3 separate regions of the Mus musculus genome follow, and all the other regions are linked to region 3. A link is a loop called in an ENCODE intact Hi-C map of the cell type or tissue named here. Cell type or tissue: left cerebral cortex. All regions are shown on one strand. Each heading gives the region's core, and the rest is flanking DNA. Links, peaks and the distances in the headings are about the cores only.

Region 1 (7,814 bases), core at 1,560-6,559, 120 kb after region 3:
CCTCACTCCTGCAATCTCAGTATCATTTAGGAAGCAGAGGCAGGAGACTCCTACAAGTTCAAGGCCAGCTTAGCCACACAGCAAGTTTCAGGCTAGCCAGAGCAACATAAAAGAGACTCAGCTAGCTCAGCTTGTCAACAGAGGCAGCAGCAGAAGATTCCAGCCTCTGCCATATCCCTTACATCCTGTGAGCTGTGGACTGCCTCCCTGTCCTTCCAGGCCATGTGTTTTAAAAATGTCCCTAAAAAAAGGAGCTAAGCCTGTAGACCGGGTGTCAAGGGACTCAGGCTCATTGCCTGACACACACCACAGCCCAAGCTTCTGTAGGCAAAGCCCCCCACCCCCCGCTTGCCTGCTGGACTCCCTTGGTTTCAGGTCCCTCTCCATGTCCCCTGAGAGCCTTAAGTCCTTTGCATACATGGCCAGCCACCTCCTCTGGCCTTACCATCCAGCTCTTACCTGTTCTTCTGTCTCCAGCACTAAGACCCTTGGAACCTTCTGGAAAGACAGTGTCTATTCCAATCACTTCCTCTTCACCCTGCTGGCAGGAAGGAACTCCATTCTAGGGTTATGGGGCAGCTGAACCCACACCTGACCCTGGACAGATTCAATTCGTGGTTGGTCATGAGTGCCGTGATCTTGCAGGGAAGAGAACACAATGTGTGCCGGGCATAAATGTGTGGGTGATGCCTGGCGACAGAACAAAGCAGCAGGCTTCATCGATCACAAAGGCACAGTGAGGGCAGGCCAGCTGGCTCAGTGCTTGCCACCAGAGTCGAACCACTGAGTTTGATACCTGGTCCCACATGGTAGAAAGAGAAATCTAACCCCTGGCTGTGCTCTGCCTACACACACACACACACACACACACACACACACACACACACACACACACGAGCAGAGCCTGTGGGCACACACACACATCTACTTAAACAAAAATGTCTTAAAACAAATAACAGATAAAAACACACAAAGAAGGGCAGGAAGGGGTTGGCTTGTTTGAATAATCCCTGAAGTAGCAGGGAAACTGAGTCCGCAGCACAGGGCTAACCAGAAACAAGCAGCTCAGCCCCCTTGATGAGGAGGAGGTTCAGTTTCTACCCACAAGAGCAGAGCAGAGCTAGCCCAGAGCCCACCTGTGGGAGGCTCCTGGCTACACCAGCATCCACATAGCCTTCTCCAGAAGGCTACATCCCAGCCATCTCCCAGTGGTGGATCTGCCTCCTCCTGGGACAGAAAGGGTGCCCTGGGGCTTGCTTTATTTTAAGTGTCAGTCTTTTTCTTCCCACCACCAGGGAACATTCGGTTTCCAAGGTGCTGAGGCTGGCAAAGCATGGGGAGGGGAGAGAGGTGTCCATCTGCAGCTGTCCCTCCCCCGCTGGTCTGACTCCCCAGAGCCCACAGCAAAAATCCAACTCTTCTGTAGGCATTCTAGGCTTCCCTCTGTCCCTCCCCCACAGCCCCGTCCCCACCATCTTCAGCTAATTAACGCCAATTCTGTCCTGGAAGCATCTTGAATCTCAGACTGGAGTGTTTGCAGACACTCCCAGCAGCACAGGTCCTGGTCCTGGGGGGGGGGGGGGTAGGGGGTAGCGGGGCACTCGGGGGTGGGGGGAGGATGGAGGGGGCATGGTGGATGGAAGGGGCGTGGAGCAGCTTGCTGAGTGAGTGCTGTCACCACAATTCTAGGCTCTGGAAATCTGACACATCCATAAAACAGTGATTTGACCCAAGTGTGGTGGCTCACACCTATAAACCCAGCACAGGGGAATTGCTTTTAAGTTAGAGGTTGGCTTGAGATATATAGCGAGTTCCAGACCAGCCTGGGCTATAGAGTGAGACCCTGTCTCAAAATAAAACAAAACAAAAAACCAAGCAACGTGCCCAAAGCAATGTGAATAAATAGTGTCACTGATTGTGTGAGAACCAAAGGAACAAGACGGGATACATCCAGGTGGGGCGGTGTTGCCGCACGCCTGTAGACCCAGCACTCGGGAGGCAGAGGCAGGCAGATTTCTGAGTTCCAGGCCAGCCTGGTCTACAGAGTGAGTTCCAGGAAACCTTGTCTCGAAAAAATAAAACAAAACAACACAAAACAAAACGACAGGATCCATCCAGCACCCAATGGAACTGGGTGAGAGGGAGTGATGTGGGCATGCCCCCTCAGTGCTCCTGTGCATTCGTGCATTCTCTCTCTCTCTCTCTCTCTCTCTCTCTCTCTCTCTCTCTCTCTCTCACACACACACACACACACACACACACACACACACTCCCACCACTATCCAGCATGTATGTGCCCCATATTGAGCTCAGCAGCAGGGCAGGAAGGACCAGGCTTGCTGAAGCCTTGGGTAGAGCCTGCCCAGCTCTGTTCTTGCTGTTGTGTGGCTTGGCTGCACAGGGGCTGCTTGGGGACTGGCCATCCAGGGATGCAAGCAACGGTCTGACACTCTGCAGAGCCGGGGTGGGGGTGGGGGGTGGGCAGGGAGGAGCCTGAATCTAGTGAGGCTCTTCATGAGAAATCACCTTATGGTGGACAGCACATGATTCAGGGGAGGGGTCGAGAGCTACCAGGCTTCACAGTACATGCTGAACTCATCCACAGACCAGATCTCACTTCGTCATGAGGATCCCATCTGGCCGCATAGCTAAGGACCTGGTCATCTCTTGGTGGTCCCAGCTCATGGGGGGTACAGGGCACATGTGCTGCACAGAGAAAGCCCAGAAGAAATAGCACATTTCTGAAATTCTGAAGGAATAAAGGAGACAGAGCTGGAAACCTCCCAAGAAGCCAGGTTCATGGTTCACCAGGCGCAGTGACTGGCTTAGAAGCAGAGAAGCCAGGACGCTCAGCAGCTTCTGGGGCAACCGATGGCATCGAGGTGGAAAGAATGACCTCCTGGGCTTTCTTCCAATATCAGGAGGTCACAGAGCAGAGCCAGGCTCAAGTACCCTATGGGTATGGGACAGGATTAGGACCAGGAAGCTGGTCACCTGAAAGATGAGGATCAACTGTCCCATCTGCCACCGCCTTGAGCAGCTACCTGAATGTTCCCCAACTGTGCCGAGTCCCCAGCCATTTATCTCGCCCTTGCCCAGCTGTGTCTCTCCCTTCTGACAGAAAAACCTGGCACCACTAAGGAGCAACTGAGGCACAGGGTCCCCGTGTCTGCTTAGGTCCTGACTCAGTGGAGGTAACCACAGGTGGTAAAGCACGGCTTAGGAGCTACGGAAGTTTATGGTTAGTTCTGTGGTACCCAGGTCACATCGCAGTTGATCAGTAAAAGGTGTTGTGTATGCATTTGTGTCTCTGTGTGTACATGCCTAGGTGTGTCTGAGTCTCTGGGTTTATCTGTGCCTGTGTGCATGCACATATATAACTCCAAATAGGAGGGCTAAGACCAAGTGCTACCTCAGAAAACCTGGAGTAGAATCAGTTCCCTGCAGTTATAAAGGAGTATTGAAGCATACATGCCAGCCCACACACATGCATGCATGCATGCACACATATGCACATATGCATGTACAAGCTCATTTGTTCTCTGCAGTCGTGAGGGCACTCTGCTGTCCACACACAGTCACACATGCAAGCACACATACATGCAAGTTCGTGTTCTCTATTTTTGAGAATTAAGGCACCTGCAGAGCCTCCTGCCCTTAGCAGGATGTGTGGGTTGGATCAGAGCCCAGATCACCTAAGGCAGATGATTTCCTACCAATCCCAGAAGCAGCTGCCCTTTCCACTGTCCCCTGCTGACTGTCTTTGGGGAGTCCCCAGGCAGCAGGGCTGGGGAGCTGGCTGGAGGCACCCCAGTCTCAGCTCCTGCCTCCCAGAGCTTGTGTCATCCCCAGGACGGCAAGCATCCTCTGCAGAACTGGCCAAGCCACTGTCCTCGGAGCCTGCACAGGCAAAGTGAACTCATTCCAGGGCCTTCCTTCCTCCCCAGAATGGGTGGCTGTGGCCCTCTCCACAAGGAGATATTCGCTCTCATTTCTCCACACGTTGAAGCACCTAGAGGTGTTGTTCGGAGCGCCCCCTTGTGTCCAAGAGCCGCAGTACCAGGGACACCTGAAGTGTGGGGGTGAGGGGATGAGAAGCCTCCCAACAAGTTCTCCCTCTCCTCCCCCAGGTCAGCCTTCCCTTCCTCCAGAGCCGGAGGAATGAAAGACAAGGCCTGAATGTAGGTCCCCTTGGACAGCAGCAGAACCTTTCACATTGGCACTGGCAGCCCTGAGAGACACCTCACTGCAGAGTGTACGACTGGAAGGATTCTGCCCAGCCCAGGATTTAGTTCAGGGCAGGGAGTATAGTCCAGCCCACACCCAAGATCCAACCCACCCAGCCTGCTAAGGACAGGAGGATCACAGAACTTTCTCCATATGTGTGCATGTATGTGTGTGTAAAGGAGTGTGTGTGTGTGTAAGAGAGTATGCACGCATATGTGTGTGTAAAGATGTGTTGTGAGAGTGTGTGTACATGCATGTGTGTAAAGGTGTGTGAGAAAGTGTGCGTGTGTTTTATATGTGTGGTCATACACTATGTACAAATACATGGTTCGTATGTATGTGGAGGCTGGAGGCTAATGTTAGGAATTGTCTGCCATCCACAGCCACCTTATTCATTGAGGCAGGATCTCTCAATCAAACCCAGAGCTCGTTAATGTGGCTAGTCTTGTAAGGCCAGCTTGTTCTGGGGACCTGTCACCTTCTGAGGTTGGAATTAGAGATCACCACATTGACCTAGTATTTATGCATGATCTGGGGATCCAAACCCCAAATTCTGAACTACAACCCTGGTTCTCATGCTTGCATGACAAATACTTTAGCCACTAGGCTATTTCCCAAGCCTGCTTTTGTTTGTTTAAAAGTGCTCCAATGTGGGCTGGAGAGATGGCTCAGCAGTTAAGAGCACTGACTGTTCTTCCAGAGGTCCTGAGTTCAAATCCCAGCAACCACATGGTGGCTCACAGCCATCTGTAATGAGATCTGATGGCTCCTTTGCTCCAATGTAGCCAGCCTGATGGGCCCCCGGTTTGCGGATGGCCCTGCTCTGAGTCTGTGGGACTGTTCACTCACTGCCTCCACAGTTCACTGTAGAAAATGTGAAAATTCTGGAATTGCAAGGAAGGGACCCACAGCCCTTAGCTCTAGTGCTCAGTTGCTCCTGGCTTTCCCCTGCAGATGCAGACCATTCACACACCAGACACCTGCTGCACCAGGTGCAGATCTGCCCTGCCTCTTCTGCTGCATACAGCCTCACTCGGGTCACATGGCTTCAAAGATACTTTGTAATTTTTCATGTGTCTGTGTCTGTCTATGTGCATGGGAGAGCAGGTGCCCAAAGAGGCCAGAGGCAGTGGTTCCCTGAAATGGAGTTATAGGCTGCTGTGAGCATCCAAGATGGATGCTGGGAACCAAACTTGGGTCCCCTGGAAGTCCTCTTAACTGCTGAGCCAGCGTTCCAGCATCCTCAGAGATATGCTTAATGGCTCCACACTATTCCACCTTCTGATTGTATTCTCCTTCCTTCCTTCCTTCCTTCCTTCCTTCCTTCCTTCCTTCCTTCCTTCCTTCCTTTTCTTTCTCTTTTCTGTTTTATTTGGGGGTTGATTTTAAAAAAAGATTTATTTATTTTAAGTATATGAGTATTCTGCTGCTGTCTTCACACACCAGAAGAGGGCATCAGATCTCATTACAGATGGTTGTGAGCCACCATGTGGTTGCTGGGAATTGAACTCAGGACCTCTAGAAGAGCAGTCAGTGCCCTTACCCACTGAGCCATCTCTCCAGCCCAGGTCACCTGCTTTTAAGCCACTCTGTGTAATGGGAGCTGCAGGGCTTATTTTCATTCACCCTCTTTGCTCACTGAATGTTAACAAAGGGCATAAGGCCTGGCGTGTCTTCCCAAGACCCAGCCTTTGCTACCTCAGAAGTGTGAGTGCACACGCGTGTGGCGCCTGAGTGTTCCTATGCCAAAACTTACCCAATGAGAACACAACCTTTCTGAGAGTCAGTTGAGAAGAACTGAAAAGGAAAGCAAAGGACTCAGTTAGTAAAGGACTTGCCAGGCCTGAGCTCTGATCCCCAGAACCTAAGCAAAAGGCAGAGCACAGAGCACAGCGATGTCTGTCATCTGGGCCAGCAGTGTGAGCGTATCACCCTGGGGCTGAGGAGCCAGAGGCAAGCAGATGCCTGGAGAAGCAGAATCAGTGAGTGGCGCTGTTTCCAAAACTAAAGCAGATGAGGAAGACATATGTTAGGCCCTGGCCTCTACACACACACATGTGTATGTGTGTGCCCCTACATGCCCATACATTCACACACATTGAACAAGTACATACATACACATGTAACACACACACACACTAAGTACACGGACAGGGCTATGCACAACAGCGTCTTCATAGTGGGCAAAGGGTGGATGGAGCCATGCAGTGTGCACCACCCGCAGAGAGGCGCTCTTCCAGCCATGAGGAAGAACGCATGAGAAGAGGTTGTAGCTCCGTTCATGGGTGCCTACCTAGTGTGCATGAAACTCTGCTACCAATGCCCAGCACTGCACAGCCGGGGGTTGGTGGTACAGCTTAGCTCTTAGGAGCTGGAGACAAGATGATCAGAGTTCACACTGCATTAGAGGCCAGCCTGGGCTACACCTAACCCTAACTTAAAAAACAAAATACAGCCGGGTGTGGTGGCGCACGCCTTTAATCCCAGCACTCGGGAGGCAGAGGCAGGCGGGTTTCTGAGTTCGAGGCCAGCCTGGTCTACAGAGTGAGTTCCAGGACAGCCAGGGCTATACAGAGAAACCCTGTCTCGAAAAACAAAAACAAAACAAACAAAAACAACAACAAACACCTATTTTTTTCTGAGCTTTGACAGGTACTACAAGGATGAACCGTGAAAACATTATCCAACGTCGGAACACAGTCAAAAGAGTGACCCACGGCGAGCAATGCCCGGGACCTGTGAGAGGCTGCCGGGGCAAGGCAGAGGCCTTTACCTAGGGAGCACTTTATTTCCTGGATTGTTCTCAGACTTGATTTCCTGCCTCCTGTGACAAACATTTACACTCAACTGATAGGACATGTTTATTCTTGTTGGACATCTGATCATAGCTGTTGAACCCAATCTGGCCCCTGTGCCCAGAGTCTGCATATGGCCTTCTGCCTTACTTGCGTGCTTGCCCAGATATGATCCACAGTATGTGCTAGACGGTTGTGTGTAGCTGGCTCTGTCCTGAGAAAGTTCTGGGAAAGGGCAGCTCTGTTGACATTTAGCGTGTGCTTACTGGTGTTTATTTACATGTTTTTCTGAACTCAGACAAGCTTGGATCATAGCCTTCTTTGTTTCAGTCCTGTATAAAAACACACAGAAGCTGAAGTAAGATGGTAGTCACCCCGTTCCTTCAGGCCCTCAGACCCCAGGTCCAGCATAGGCCGGCCAAAAGGTCGACAATCCAGGCCACACATGTGTCTCTATGTGTAAGAAGGTAACGTCTAGTATAGCAAATTAACACAGAGAGAGAGCAGACTAGTGGGGTCTGAGGCAGGGGGATAGCTGCTTAATGGAATGGAAAGTTATACAAGATCATGGCTGAGCTGAGTGCTGCTGGATGCTGGCTTTGAGATGGTTAATTCAGCCGGGGCGGCAGCACTGGCAGGGCGGGCCTGTGATCCCAGAGCTAGGGATGCTGAGTCAGCAAAACCAAAGTCTGAGGCTAGCCTGAGGACTGTGTCAGGAAAACAGAACAAAATGAACCCTTCGAAAAGATATCTAATTTTATGTTTCATGAGTTTCCCTTCCATGAAAGGCCT
Region 2 (7,814 bases), core at 1,560-6,559, 75 kb after region 3:
CAAAAACAAAAACAACAACAACAAAAAAGAATGTGTCTCAAAAGAACCCAGCTTTTGGATAAGGCTGGAAACCAGCAAGTAAGCTCTGGGTGGAAGGCAGCCCGGAGGAAATAAGAATTCTCGAGGCGTGTCTAAACTCCAGAGACCCTGAAATTTCCATTTCATTTTAATAGTACCAAACTGGAGCCATGCTAGGGTGTGGTAGCCTTGCCCGTAATCCCAGCACAGAGCAAACAGAGGCAGGAAGATCCGGAGTTCAGGGTTATTCTCAGCTACACAGCAAGTCGGAAGCCAGCCTGGGCTACGTGAGGATCTGCAAAAGCCCAAAATCAACGCAGCCCAGAGGGAACGGAGTCAGCTTTAATTCTGGAAACTTCCAAACAGCTGTCTTGGCCTTGGAAGTGCTGTTTCTGTCTGCCCATTCATTCATCCATTCATCAATTAAAAAGCAATTTCTGAGCACATAGCCCAGCTGGCCCTGTGTTGAAGCTGGAAAAGAGCTCTCAGTCCCTCAACTCCCGGAGCAGAGCCGGGGTGGGGGTGGGGGATGACTGTATTCAGTCATGATGAAAGTATTAATTTCCTGTTTTAATTATTCAGTAGAAACTAATGAAAATATAAGAGGAATCTCTGAGATGGGGTGAACAGTCGATAGGGGAGCAAGAAGGAACAGAAAGCCAGGCCCAGCCCCTCCTCGGTCCAGCCAGCATGGGGTGTTTCCAGGGCAAGCAATGGAAGTGTACCACAGCTCAGTCAGTCAGCAGGGTCTCAAGAGAGGGAGCGAGGATCAAAAAAAAAAAAAAAAAAAAAAGACAGCTAGTCAATACTATAACATGACTCCAGCAAATGCTGAAGAGGGTTCAATTTTTTCCAGTCTGCTTTTATTTTTTTTAAGATCTATTTATTTTTATTTATATGAGTGCACTGCAGCTGTCTTCAGACACACACCAGAAGAGGGCATCGGATCTCATTATAGATGTTTGTGAGCCACCATGTGGATGCTGGGAATTGAACTCAGGACCTCTAGAAGAGCAGTCAGTGCTCTTAACCGCCGAACCATCTCTCCAACCCTCCAGTTTACTTTTATATCATTCTAGGTACCTGCAAAGAATAGGGTCATTTCTAAGGCATAAGCAAAGCAGTCAAGGAACAAATAAGGCATACACAAAGGCGCCATGGTATTCAGGGACTTATCAACATGACCGAGATCTTGAGCCTACATCCTTGTCCTAGCCCAGTGTCAAACTTTTGTCAAATCCTTGAAGCGGCACCAAGAGCTCTCCTCCACACACCAATCTGTATCAGGAGCCGATACAGGAGAGGCAGCAGGACCCAGCACTGACCTTAGAGAACTCACAGCCCACAGGGGACAGACCACCCCACTGAAGGATAAAACCTCAGTGGAGATGAGGCTGTGGATCTGCAGTCGGGGGGTTGGGGGGGAGGTGGTTGGTGTAGCCTCATCTGTTGCCATGACAAGTAACCACAATACCCAGGGGAGAGAGGGTTTGCGTGAACTTCCAAGCTGCACTCCACCATGGAGGGGAGTCCGGGCAGGAACTAGAGCAGGAACAGGAAGACAGGCCTAGGTGTACTCCACACAGCACATCTCTGACTGAAAGGACGGGTCTGAGTGTGTGCTAGCTCAGTCGGTCAGCCCAGCAGCCGGGCCCACAGCTGTCTGCAAATTCATCTCAGCATGTTTGCAAATTGATTTGACATCCCCAGCTGATGACATATCTGTTTCCAGAATTCTCCTTTGAACACTGGGCTCCAACACCTTGTCTTCACCCTCTCAAATTAACGAGTTACATCACACCTCCGATGCCCATTCGTTTTCTTTGATGGAGCCATAATTTTACCTTTATAAAAATGTCCCTTCAGTAACGTCTTCCAGCCCTCAGGGTGAGGGCTCTCAGAGCCCCTCACGATGCAAAGCAAGAATACAGAAAGGGCTTGGAGTTGTACCAAATCACGCAGCCAGGTATGGCAGGGCCTGATTTGAAGCCTGGGGTGTCCGGTATGTTGACCTTGCCCTGCTGCTGTGAAGATGTGTGACCTCTGACATCTCCCCTTAGCCGGGCTCAGGCCTACACTGTAAATTAGGCACATTAAGTACGGGTGAGAAAAAAAAGGGCAGGACAGAGCTGGTATGATGTCACTCTTCCGAAGGAGCGCTGTTAGGACAGAGTCACATGACCTCAGACAGACAGTTGAGGTCGGGCCAAGAGGTAGGAGGAAGTAAAAATGGCTGCCATCTATTATGGACATCCTGAAGGGAGAGGCAGACTTTTTAGTTCCAGAAAGTAAAGAGAGTTTTGACTTTTTTTTTCAGGAAGATGGGCAAACTTCATAGTATTGTCAACTTGATGGGGGACAGAGCCATCTGAGAAAAGAACCTTAATTGAGAAAATGTCTTCATAAGTTTGGCCCGTGGGCAAGTCTATAGAACATTTTCTTGGATGATTGAACTGTTATGGGGGCCCAGCCCACAGTGGGCAGTGTCACCTCTAGGCACATAGTCCCGTATTAGAAAACAAACTGAGCCAGCCATGGGGGAGCAAGTCAGTAAGCAGCAGTCCTCCATGGCCTCTGCATCAGCTCCTGCCTCCAGCTTCCTGCCTTGAGTTCTAACCCTGACTTACCTCAGTAAAGGACAGTGGCCTGTAAACAAGAATAAACCGGATTCTCCCCAAGTTGCTTTGGTCACTGGCGTTTATTACAGCAACAGGGAGTGACCTAGCTTGGCCCAGCCTACAGAGGCAGACGCTAGAGGGGACCGTAAGTTTATCCTGTGGCTGCTAAGGGTTGGGGCTGCAGAGCCATAGTGCGACTTCATCTCTCCTCTGTGGGGAGTTGGAAGCGGCCTGGTCTGATATCTGGGAGAGAGAAGCGCTGACCTTAACAAGAGACCCCATAAGTTCAAGGAGCTGTTGCAAGCTCACACTTAATTAGCGGCTGTTTGGGCAACAGGATGGCTGTGTAGGGAGGTAGTGGCCGGGTGGGCATCAAAGCTAGAGGGAAGTGCTAAAAGAAACCTGACTTGTGGTGTGCACATAGAAGTCAAAAGGCAACTTTTCAGAGTCAGTTCTCTCCTACCACTGGGGTCCTGGGATGGAAGCTAAGCTGTCTTATCTGGCTTTGTTCTCTCTTCCCTCCTGTCTTTCCCTCCCTTCCTCTCTTCCCTTCTTTCTTCCCCTCCTTTCCTCCCTCCTCCCCTTTCTCCTTCCCTCCCCTCCCTCCTCCTCTTCCTCCCTCTCTCCTCCCCTCCCTCCTTCCCTCCATCTCTCCCTCCCGCCCTTCCATTTTTCATTTTCTTTCATTTACTAGGTGTTAGGGTTTAACTGCAGAAGGAATACCTTGGCAGATTGAGGCCAAAGAACATGACAAAGTCACGCCATGCAAGAGACCTCACGTGAGAGGTTTTTTTTTGGGGGGTGGGGGTGGGTAATACAGAGGCTGCATCTGAGCAAGAGTGGAGAGAAAAAGAGAGACAGAGAAAATGAGAGGCAGATAAGGGGGGGGGGGGCGCATTTAGTGGTGGCGGCTGCTGTGGCCATTGGTGCTGGGTCACTGAAGGTACGCTGCATGGTCCTTGGTTTACCAACAGAGTCCTATATATCCGATCTGGTCTTGAACTCACTCTGTAGCTAAAGAAGACCTTGAACTCCTGATTCTCCTGGCTTCTTCTCCCAAGTGTTGAGATTACAGGCGGGTGCTCTCAGGCCAGGGGTATTCAGCGCGACGGATGGACCAGCAACATCCACAGGCCACACTGAGTACTAGGTGTGGAACAGGGAGGCACCAGCCCTATAAGGGCGATGCTTCTACTATTCCCTACCACACAGGGGAGACTGAGATATCCTGAGGCTTCCCGAGAACCTCTTCCTCTTGCTTATTTGGATCTAGTTCTACAGGCCCATGCGCCTTTACCAGGCCCAGCTAGCTGGGTGCTTCCTTAAATCCAGAGGTGGGTATGGCCCTGGGTGGCGGCGTCGCTCCCGCTGCCTCCACCCTCCCTTGACTTATGAAGGAAATGGTGATGGGCACAGATGGGCTTGCAAGCCCGATGGGGCACTGGAGTGGAAATCAGCTCAGAACCGGTAGGAACCGAATGCCAACTCTCCAGGCTTTCAGCAGGGTTCTGTGTGGGGTGGGGGAACCAGGGCTGAGGTGCCCACCCGGCCTCATCTGCTTCCCCGGTACCCGTTAGGCTAATTGAAATGTGCGGAGTGGCTTCCGGGGCTGAGAGCCGACCGACCGACCGCGGTGTCGATGAGGTGTTAGCCTGAGCTGCGGAGCAGCCGCCTCATTTGCAAGGGAAATGATTTGAAGGCTTCATTTGCAATCTCTGGGCCGGAGGTTTTGATTAGCTTTGGAGGAAAAGGTCTCTCTGTTTTATGCATGAGGCTTGGAGCCTGGGGACCCCCTTCCAAACACACCCAACCCTTGCCAGCTCCTTCTCTCAGGTGCGATGGTGGAGAGGGTTCTAGGTGAGGGTCCCCCGAGGGCGGGATTGATCACAAAGCTCAAGATCACCCCTTGTGGTGAGAATGGGAAATGCTTTCTTGTAGTGGAGGGGATGGAACCCAGGGTCTCAAGCCCGCTGGGCAAGCATTCTTCCACTGAGCTACCCGACCCGAGAACACTAATTTTTGCAAGGCTTCCCCGCCCCGCTCCCAGCCATACAGTGGTACCCCAAAACCCCTTCTGTAGATGGGGAGAAACGGAATAAGCTCATTAGCTAGACATCGCTAGCAGGGACCTTTTCTGGCTCCAGCCCCGGCCCAGGGTTCCGAGACCCCCTCCGTGCACACCCTGCATAGCACCTTCCCCATGGGCACTCTGACCCAAGCACTCAGGCTCCCCTTCCTCAGCGCAGACGTCAACCTGAAGGGAAACCCGGAGTTAAATGCCTCTGTGATGTCTATCTCTCTGCCTCCATTTTGGTGACAATCCCCCTTACAAACCAGACAGCACATCCTACCCCTCCTAACCTGGACTCCGGGAAGTTTGTTTCCATCGTCCCTCAAGCAGCATTTCCCAGGCAGCCAGTTCTGGGAGTGTGTCTGAGGCTGTGTGATTAACTCCCGCACCAAGCCCTCCTCCCTACTTCGAGCCCCTGTTGGAGGCCTGGATCCAGGCTGAGCCCCATCGGCTGGGCCCTTCAGAAGCCCTGGGACCAGGCTCAGGCCACAGCCAGCTTTGTGGCCGCTTTTCCCAGACTGTGGAAAAGGAGCAGTAACCAGGGTTCAACCATCCCCCCCATTCCCCCCCCCCCCCCCCCAGTTCCCGAGAGCCACCTGAAACAGTGGCCTTGGTAATACTGAGGCAGGAGGACTCTTGAGGTCAGAAATCAGGCCTCTGGGTTTTCCTCTAGTGGCACCGGGGCTGTGGTGTTGGTGGGAGCCCTGCCTGGAGCTGCTCAAGGAACATCTGCCACAAAAAGCTTTCAGACCTGAGGTTATAATCTAGCTCTGCCACTTGGCAGCTGGACAGTCTCAGGAAAGTCTCTCCAGCTCTGAGACTCAGAACAGAGGAAAGAATGCCTTCGGGAGTGGGGTGGCGGCGGCTGTGGCTCTTGTCCATGGCTTTAGTGATGCTCCCGTGCATAGTCACATCACTGGATACTTGGCTCAAGTGAGGGAATAGGATGGCTCTGCTATAGGTTTGGGCACCCAGAGAGGCCCCATCCATAAAGGTCCTCATGTGGCTTCCGTAGCTGGAGACAGAGCTCAGTTGGTGCACCCTCACCATAGCACGGTTCAATCCCCAGGACTGCAAGGAGGATGGGTGACTATGGACAGCTCAATTGGTAAAGCACTTGCCTGGCAACGGTAAGAACCCAGGGTTTGATCTCCTGAATCCATATTTTTAAAAAAAACACAACAAACAAACAAATAAAACTTTTTTCAGGACTGGGCAGGAGACAGGCAGATGCTTGGCTTGCTGGCTTGTCAGTTTAGCCTGATCCACAAGTCCCAGGCCAATGAGAGATCTTATCTTAAAGAAGGTGAATGGCTCCTGTGGATAACACCTGAGGTTGTCCTCTGGCGGAAAAAACACATGCGTGAGATCTCCACCTCTACCACGCACTCTCAGGAACTGGGCCCATACACACACAGTTCCCTAGTCACCCCTCAGGGAAGCCTGGAGTCTCCTGGAGGAAACCCGAGGGCCTGCAGGGACAACTTCAGCTGCCTGATACAGACTTCGGTGACATCTGAGAGCCTTGGCAATGGTGGCTCTGGAGGCCACAAGACACTGCTGAGTGGTCTGCATCTGGATTTCATGTCACCTAAAAAGGACTTAGAAACTGCCTGTTTTTGACTAGCTATGTGTCTTGGAGCAAGTTTCTTGATGTAAAATGGGTGTAAGAACACTGAGAAGCAAATGAAATCACACAAACGGCAGGCAGATCCTATCTTGGTATAAGCATCAAAAAATGCCCAGTCATGTCTGTGTCATGAAAGCCTCCGACAGAGCCTGCCGAGTTCACTTTATTCTTGGGATGACCCTTCCTTCGGAGGTCTATGCATATGGAGGCTGCTGGAGAGTTGGCTCAGTGGTTACAAGCACTGGATGCTATTGTAGAGGACCCAGGCTCAGTTCCTAGCGCCTACAAAAAGGCTCACAACCACCTGTGACTCCAGCGCCAGAGGGCCCAGAAGCCACTTCTGTCCTCTGTGGGCACCACAGTCACATACATACATTCAGGCAATGTTACACACAATTTTTGTTTTGGTTTGGTTTTTTGATGCAGGGTTGCTCTCAGAAGTTGATGCAACTTGAAATAAAGGGTTTCATGAGTTAGAGTTAAACGAGGCTCCAAAGGACACAAACAAGATCCGGCACCAGCGGGAACTGACAGAGATAGAGGCTGAGGCGGAGAGGGGTGGAGGGGAAGACAAGGGAGGTGAACTCTCAGGATTCCCCCTGTGAAGCCAATAGCTTTCAGCTCAAATTGAAAAAGGAAGAATACAGGGCATTATCTAGAATCTCCAGATAACCACTAGATAGACAAAAATCAGAAGTGGTTGAAAGGGAATCCCTCCAGGGGTGCAGGGGGGGTAAGTCAGGAGATGTGAGATGCGATGCGGTGGCTCTTCTCTAAGTGCTCCCTACAGAGTTATCTCTGCCAAGGCAGAGATGCAAAGCAAATGAGTGAAGACAAACACTGGTCATGGATCCTGCCACCCTCTGGCTGCCTCCTCAAAGGACCCCTGCTGTGGTAATGGCTGCACTTAAGCCTGCTTTTAAGGAAGGGAAAAGCAAGCTGCCCTTGGCCGAGTCAGCTGTCCTGGCCTGCAGTGTGAAGAGCTCTTGGGAAGGGAGAAGGAACCTTGCAGAACTTATAATCTTCTTCCTCTTCTTCCTCTTCCTCTCCTCCTCCTCTTCTTCAATTGGGGCTGGAAAGACAGCAGAGCACCTAAGAGTGCATACTGCTCTTTCAGAGGACCAGACTACAGTTCCTGTCACCCACCCTTGGCAGCTCACAGCTGCCAGCTCCAGGACATCCATGCCCTCTTCTCACACACACACACACACACACACACACACACACAAACACACTAAATGAAAACAATTATTATTTTCAATGGTCCTAAGGATAGAACCCAGACCTGTACACATGCTCGATGTGATGGTTAATTCTGAGTGTCAACTTGACTGGATCTAGAGCCAACCAAGAGGCAAGCCTCTGGACGCCCCTGTGAGGGGTTCTCTTGGTTAGGTCATTTGATGATCCACCCTAACTATGGACAGCACTTTCTAAAGAGGAAATACATATATGCACTTGTATATATGTATATACA
Region 3 (7,814 bases), core at 1,421-6,420:
GCCCTGAAAGAGAATGGCCTCCACAGGCTCTTGTGTTTGCATGCTTGCTCCTCAGGTGGTGAACTGATTGGGAAAGGTTAGGAGGTGTGGCCCTGTTGGAGGTGTGCCACTCACTGGGAGTTGGCTTTAAAGTTTCAAAAGTCCTAGGCAAGTCTAGTGCCCCTCTCCTTCTGACTGCTGTCCGCCAATCAGGATGCAAAGCTCTTAGCTACTACTCCAGCACCATGGCTACCTGGGTGTTGCCATGTTTCCCACCATGATGATAATGGATTAACCCTCGAAAAGTGTGAGCAAGCCCCAAGTTAAGTTTTATAAGTTGCCTTGGTCATGGTGTCTCTTCATAACAATAGAAAAGTAGACACTGGGCTATATGAGACCTTGCCTCAAGACAAAGCACAGGTGTGCCAACAGGGTGACATCAGGGACCTAATTAGAATAAAGCTTTGGTCTTGCTGAGTTCCACAGCTGAGTCTGCTGTGTCCCAGGGGTGAAGACCCTGGGTCCATTCTGCAAGGCTCTGGTTTTGGGGTTCTGAGACAGGGACTCAAGTGCAATCGTTTGTCTGGGAGCTGACCCCAAGAGTATTGGCTGAAGAATGACAGTTGTCATGGGACAGAGAGGGTGGCTATTCTCAGACACAAGGAATCATAGAGTAATGGGCAACTCAGCAACAAGAGCGCTGTCTTACCAGGAGTGTGTGGGACACGAGGCTCGGAGTATCACACCTAAGTGGGACACAGGCAGGATAGCTATCTGTTGCTGCAGGGTGTTTCTGGGGCCACCTCAGTTTTCTCCCTGAAAGTGGTCATATCCCCACAGCCTCTCCCCACAAGCAGAACTGTCTCAGGAACAGTAGTTTTAGTGTGTAGAGGCGAGTGTAGAGGAGATGCAGGCACCAGTGGTGCCAGCTACAGCAGACAGAAATAATGGCAGGCATCCACATAGCAACCTTGTGAAGCCAGTGCTATATAAATAGCCCGAGTCACAGTGGGGGAACTGAGGCACAGATCTCTTGTGTTCAAGGTTACATAATACTAGATTCATAATTTCTCTCCTACTGTGCCCAGCAAGGGGGCCATGTGCACTGAACTGGACTGCAGAGACAAGGCTGGCAAAAGCAAGCACACGGCTAAACAATCTGTCATAGCAAGTAACCCTCGCTCTTCCTCTGCGTCTCCACTAGCTGTGAGCCTGCTGCTCAATGCAGAGGCAGGCAATCCCTCTGCTGTCTATATGGACAGTTCCAATAGAGTAAGATCCAGAGGAAGAGGTCAGTGGGGAGCTACCTCCTTCTGAAACAGAGTCTCATGTAGCCCAGGCTGGACTCAAATTCACTGTGTAGCCAAGGCTAGACGTAAGTTGCTGATCCTCCTCCCTCCACCTCCTAAGCACCAGGATGCTAGGTGGACACCACTCCTAGCTGGGAGTGTCCTTTCCCATGTTCTAAGTCCAAGTTCTGGTTGAAGGAAGGCCATTTCCCCAGATGGTACACTGCAGTCATACCTACTAGGGCAGACAACCCTCAGGGATGTCAGAGAGGCATAAACAACCCCCCTTGAGCTTGGGGAGATGGGAGGTGTCAGGTCAGAAGAGACATTCTTTTGTGTGTGTGTGTGTCATGTGTGCATGTGTGAGGTCACATGTATGCCATGATGCAAGTGTGAAAGTCAGGGGATGTGAGAGAGTGGGCTCTTTTCTTCTACCTTGTAGGTCCTGAGGTCACCAGTCTCCCCATGCTGAGCCATCTCTCAGCATGCTCAGCATCTCTCATCTCTCTGGACCACATTCAAAGTTCTTGACTTTGAAGAGCCAGCAGAGCCTTCGTGGTCTTAAGACGTTCAGGCTGGATCAGCACTACCCAAAACCAGACAGGCACGACTCTGGTCAGGAAGTGCCCCAAAGCCTTGGGTACCGAGTATAAGACAGTCTGTGATGGTGAGTCTCCTCCCCAGCTCAGGAGAAAGCCCTTTGCTCTGGCTAGTTTTTCGTTGTTATTGTTGTTGACACAAGCAGGACTTACCAGTTTAGAAACTGTCTTCTATCATAGCGGTCTACAGGCAAGCCTGTGGGCATGTTCTTGATTAATAATGTAGGAGGTCCCAACTCACTGTGCTGGTGCCGCCCTGGGCAGGTGGTTCTGGGTGGTGTAGAAAGCAGACGGGAGCCTTGGAGAGCAAGTCTGTAAGCAGCACTCCCCCACGGCCTTTGCACACACCCACCCACACACACCCCCACAGTCTCTCTGTCAGCTCCCGCCTTCAGGTTCCTGCCTTGTGTTTCTGCCCTGACTTCCCTTCATGATTGACTGCCAGGGGAAAGTGTTAGCCAAGCATAGCCTCTCTTCCCAAGTTGCTTTTGGTCAGGATATTTATCTCGGCAACAGAAACCTAATTAGGACACCCGTGTTTTCTTCCATCTTAACCTGGTTCCATCCAAGCACCCTGGCATCCCCAGGCCCTTTGCAGCTTTCTCTGCCTCCCTTGAGCCTTTCCTTACCAGCGGTGACTGCTTTGTCTGCTTCTCCACCAGCGTTCACCTGTTACCTAGTTGCCTTACTCCCGCCAACGAGAAAACAGGCGATAAATTGGTGTTGGCGAATTGATGTGTTCGCTCGCTCGCTAGGTAGCACATTTGCATTGAGCAAGGGCAGTCTGACCGTGCCTCAGTGAAAGAGTGACGGATGGAGGAGGGAAATTCGGGCACTCCAGCCAGCTGGCTAAGGAAATGTCTGAGGGCGATGGGGTCTCTGCTGGGCCTCTAAATCATGCATCTTGTCTGGGTGCCTCCAGCTGCCACAAGCCTGGGTGATAATTTCATTCCTGGCTGTCAAGACCAAACTCACATCAACTCTAAGTGAGGAAGTGACAGGACAGTACACACACACACACACACACACACACACACACACGCAGGGATGGTGTGCGCAGGGCTCAACAATGCTAAAATTTAAGCCTGTGGGTTTGGGAATTGACTTTAAAGAGCCTTGGTGAGCTTTTTGGTCATTAGTTGTATACTAGAAAGCCCGTTAACTCAGTGATTGAGAGGGTCCAAGGCTAGACCTCAGGCATACAGCTGACGGCTCCTGGCATGAATGCCACAGCCCCAGTTTATTATAGGCAAGTGAGAAGTGGGAGGACTCGGGGAGTTTCTCAGGGTGGGTGGGTGTTGCCGAGAGAATCAGCGGGTGAGAAGCCATAGGTACGGAAGCTCTTGGGGGTGGTAGTGGTGGCTCGTGCTCTGCAGGAGAGACAAGGGTCCCCTCTCCGCGCCCCATCTCCCCTGCGCGATGCAGTTACCGGAGCAGCCTCGGCTCTCCGGTCTGCTGGATGCCCTAGGAAGTTGCATGGTCCAGGGAGGGGCGCAGAGCCATGGCTCCCGCGCTCGCGTCCCCCTCCTCCTCGCACAGCCCGGGGAGGGAGCGCAGCGAGACTGCGGCCACCAGATGGCGCTCAGGCGCCGAGGAAACGCGAGGCCGCTCCCGGGCCGCCTCCTCAGAGGGAACAATGCGGCGCCTCGGGTTGTAGCGCCGCGCGGGAGCCCGGAGCCCGGAGCGCGGGTGGCCGAGCGACCGAGCGGGCGAGCGGGCGGGCGAGGACGAAGGCAGGCGAGCGCGCAGCCGTTCCTTCCCAAAGCCATGGGCGCGGCGCTGCGCGCGGCTGCAGAGCGGCGCGGCCGGAAGGTGCGGGGGGCCGGGGTGCGGGCCTGGGGCCGCCTCTAGCCGGCTCTGAGGGCGCGGGCCCCGGGAATGAGGGCGCCCGCCGCGGGAAGCCCGTTTGCGCGCCGCGGCGCCGTCCCGCCCAGCCAGCGAGCCTAGCAGGCAGACGCGCGGCCGGCGATCTGGGGGCGCGCCGCCTCGCCTTCCCCAAAATGTGAATCGGGGAGGGCGGAGACGCAGAGAGCGCCCGGCCCCAAGCTCTCGCCGAACCCCTGCCCTGCGCGCCCAGGCCGCGCCGTGCCCCGCGCGGGGCTGCAGAGCCACCGTGCCCCGCGCTCCCTCGGTGCTGCGACCCCCCGGCTTCGGCCCGCAGCGGCTTCGTGGTTCCCGAGGCGGTCAGAGCCGGGCCCAGGACGGTGCGTCCGGCCTCGCCCCCGGCTTCTCGCCCAGACAAGTTTGAACAATGATCACAGTCAACCCAGATGGGAAGATAATGGTCAGAAGATGCCTGGTCACCCTGAGACCCTTTCGGTAAAGTTCTCTACTGGTTGGCGCAGGGAGGTCAAGACCTCCCCAAGGGGACTCATGGTGGAGCTGGGCGAGGTCGGTCCCCTCAGGGGGTGCGAGTTCGGGTGGCAAAGGAGGTTCGCGAGTCTATTCTCGATGAGGGCCATGGGGATGGGAAGACGGAATTAGATAGGGTTGGGGTATGTGTGTGTGTGGGGGGGTGCGGGTCTGGATCTTTCTTGAGTTGACCAAGATTGGAACGATATCAGGTATAGAGAGGTGAGCATGGAGTCAGAAAACACCAAGATCAAGGTCCTGGGCTCCAAAGTGGCCCCAGCCAGCAAGTCCCTTTCCTGCCCCTTGCGGTCTTTTTCATCTCTTGTCGGTCCTATCTGAGCTGCGAAGTTACTGTGGGGTGCCTAGGAAGCACCCCTGGTGTCCCGCCTGTCTCCTAGGTCGGCCCGCCCATCCTCTGCCTAGTTCATCCCCCTTCCTCTCCCCCTCCCTCCCCCTGCATCTCACTCATCTTCCTGGTGGGGGACAAACCTGGGTCTGACAGGAACGTCCCCAAGATTGGGGCAAGGACCCCCTTCTGCTAGGGATTCACTCCCAATCGCGGATCTCCAACAGACTAGATAGGCATAGCAGGTGCATGGAACACCTCCCTCCCTCCCTCCCTCCCTCCCTCCCTCCCTCCCTCCCTTCCCGTGGACAGTCCTGGCCAGGCAGGGGTGCAGTTTGTGAGAGACTCGCTAAGACCTGTTGGTCCAAGAAGGGACCCCACTTCCTTCCCCCAGACTCCAGCAGAGCTAGGCCCCGAGGCCAGACTAGGGGAGAGGGTGTCTGGGAGGCCTGAAGTACTGCCTTGTTTGGCAGCTGGGCTTCAGAAGACACAGAGGGAGAGATGGGCACCGTTGTGGGGGTGGGACTCGGGACTAGGCCACAGGTGGAGTCCGATCATAAACCTTAAGGCAGGTGCTGGCTTTTCTCCCAGGTTCTGGGTTGATCCCCGGTACCTCCAGACAACCTCCTGTACCCAGCTGGGTTGGGGCTGAGGTGATGTGGCCCACCTGCCTCTTGCCATCAGCATGCTGGGCCAGTTCTGTGGGGGCTGAGATGGCAGCCTCTGGGGACAGCAGCAGTCAGGTTGTCTGTGTGAATGCAAAGGTCTGTAGAGCCGGAGGACTGAGGGCAGGGTTTTGAAGTGTCTCAGAAATCCCTGGCCTAAGATGCCCAGGGAAAGACTCTGGCTTTTCCAGAGCTATACTGGATTCCTGCAACTTGAGAGGGTTCTGGCTGGTCCCAAATCCCTAGTCAGCTTTGTAGCCCGCTGGAACCCCCCCCCCTTACCTCCCCCCCTCCCCCGTTTCTGAAGTCAGGACCTGGTGTAATGACTGCAAGCAGCGGTCTCCAGCACCACAGACAGCGCCCTCAGCCCTAAGCCCGCCCTGAGCCCGCTTTCCCTCCTGTGTGCCTGAAGACAGGATTCCCAGATCAGTTGCCACTCACTCCCAACCCTTTAACTTCACCTCCTGTCTAGGCTGGTGGAGACCCTTAGCAACCAGTCTTCTTCAGGCCCCCTCAGAACTTTAGATTGAAGGCCAGGGGCAGCTATCTGATTACATCACCCTAACTTCATTTATCCCCAAGGGAGGTCTGGGAATGCTGTCTCTAGCAGAGTTCTTGGCCAGGCCTTTATTTTATAGGTGCCCCTGAGATGTTACCTGTGTGGTTGAGACCATCATATGTATTATACATGACTACTGCTTTTGGGGTTCCCTGGACTCCAAGTGGGGTAACTGGTAGAGAGATGCTAAGAGGTATATTGGGGCCTCAAAGTCCAGGCTGAGGGTGTAGACCTTCCTCATGTCAAGCATCCTGTATCTCCAGCCTGAAACCCAGTCCTATGGCTGAGTCAGGGTGGGGGTTGAGAGACTGGAACTCGGAAACCCCTCCCCCTCTTTTTTTCATCCTTAGGCTTAGAGGATAGTTGCCAGTCTCCCATAAGATCTCTCTGAGTGTGCTCTGAACCCCACTTCCCTTACTTTGGAGGGATTCAGTGAGGTCCCTCCAAAGTAAGAGAAGTGTCCTTTGTACCATCTTTCCTACTGCAGCTCACCATGATCCCCCAACAAATTAGGGGCACGGCTGCTCCTGAAGCAGCTCTTGGGAATCTCTGAGTCTAGGTCCTCTCTCCCTCCCCGACTCAGTTTCTAACAGCTTCCTTAAATACGGGCTCGAAATTTGTTTTGTTTCTTCTTTTCTTTGGCAATTATGTGTTTTCCTTAATGAACCAAATTTTAATTAAACACTACTCTGTCGGTTTAAAATAATGGAGATTAAATAAATGTGTACAGCAAGTCTTGCAGAAAGACAACAAACAGTCCCCTAGGTTGGGGACAGAGCGGAGGTGGGACAGGTGGAAGCACCTGACATGACTTTTGGGGTCCTCTTGGTTATCCTGGTTCTATATCACGTGGGGTTCCTCACTCTGCCCTGGGGGTAAGGGAGGGTCCCCTTTCAGCTCTGACAGTCCATCAAGTCCTCTGATGAATTAGGGGGGGGGGTCTCAAAACCTCTCCTCCCCGCCCTCTCTCTGGGCTGTGCTGCCGGCTCAGGGCTGTGCTGCCGGCTCAGTCTTGTTCAGAGCCCAGCATGGAGCACTGGGTCTGGCAGAGCTTGGGGCAGGGACTCTAAGCCCGGGTTCCAGCTGTCACTTCAGGTTACTTGAGTGTCTGGCACCTCTTAGATAATGACTGTGTGCTGAAAGAATGCATGATGTCATGTTTTGGCCCGCTCCCCCTCCTGCATGACTGCAGGCACACTTGTGTGACACTCCATGCCTGGGTGGGAAGATGTCCTTATTCCTCCCCTCGGTGGTGCAGGTTGACAAACCAGGGCATGCGTGACTGATAGAGAAGTCTGTGGGGAGAGTGGGCACAGCTGGGGGTGGAGGGGATGTGGCCTTGCCTTGAGACTGTGTCACCTAAGAGTGTTGGGGGCCTGTGGCACCCTATGAGGACAAGTGAGCTCATGGCAGATGGCAGAGGCTGTATGTGCAGTGCCTAGGGTGGCCCAGGTGATTGATGGGAGCCAGGTGGGTCTCACTGTTTAGTCGGACCAGTGTTTTTCACATGTGAGTGTGGACCAGAGTCACTGGGGAGCTGGATAAAGAAAGCAGATGGCCTGCCCTGTCCCAGCATCTCATCCAGGAAGGAGGACCTACCGTGTCCTCTCTCCCTTCCTCCCCGTCTCTCTTTCTATGTCCGTGCTGGAGATTGGGTCTAGGCTCTAGTGTATGCTAGGCAAATGCTCTACTGTTGAGCTATGTCCCTAGCTCAAGAATATCCGTTTCTAATCGTTCTTGGGAGCCAGCGCCGATCCACACACCAAAGTTGGGGACTTGCTACTCCAGATTAACTGTCCTCTATCTGACAGTCCATCAAGGGCTGACCCTTGCTCAGATTTCTACTTATATGTGAATTCTTATTATTTTTTTTCATGTGGTCAGTTTCTTTGTCCCATTGAGCTGAAACCTCCTGGGCCGGGAGCTCGCCCCACCCCCGCCCCTGGTTCTTCTGTGCACCCCCACGCTCCCTTCTCTCGCTTGCTGGCTCTTTGTTGGCTTGAGATCTCACTTAGCCCAGGCTGG

Evidence for each region. Peaks named below come from ENCODE experiments on the same cell type or tissue, not always from the same donor. Only the 100,000 strongest peaks of a DNase experiment are listed, where the experiment ranks them.
Region 1: a loop joins it to region 3, with 5 times the contacts of the local background. A loop is called at or near these places in 23 of 42 quality-filtered maps.
Region 2: it touches region 3 in a loop (3-fold over the local background); 20 of 42 quality-filtered maps call a loop at or near these places.

What each region holds. Positions count from the first base shown.
Region 1 is chr11:117,039,689-117,047,502 of GRCm38, forward strand. Gm11728 (predicted gene 11728) reads right to left here and starts at 831. Exons shown (of 3, transcript NR_165620.1): 1 at 460-831. In left cerebral cortex, for the core only: a CTCF peak has its summit at 4,045 (motif pointing left); a DNase peak (open chromatin) is centred at 4,035.
Region 2 is chr11:116,989,967-116,997,780 of GRCm38, forward strand. No RefSeq gene overlaps it. Among named protein-coding and RNA genes, the nearest start is that of Gm11728, 47 kb to the right of the region's middle. In left cerebral cortex, for the core only: a CTCF peak has its summit at 4,538; a DNase peak (open chromatin) is centred at 4,464; H3K4me3 peaks cover 360 bases.
Region 3 is chr11:116,915,358-116,923,171 of GRCm38, forward strand. It overlaps Mgat5b (mannoside acetylglucosaminyltransferase 5, isoenzyme B), which reads left to right and starts at 3,506. Exons shown (of 18, transcript NM_172948.3): 1 at 3,506-4,186. The coding sequence starts at 4,119. In left cerebral cortex, for the core only: CTCF peaks have their summits at 3,436 (motif pointing right) and 4,549; DNase peaks (open chromatin) are centred at 2,203, 3,199, 3,444 and 3,784; H3K4me3 peaks cover 2,291 bases; H3K27ac peaks cover 1,257 bases.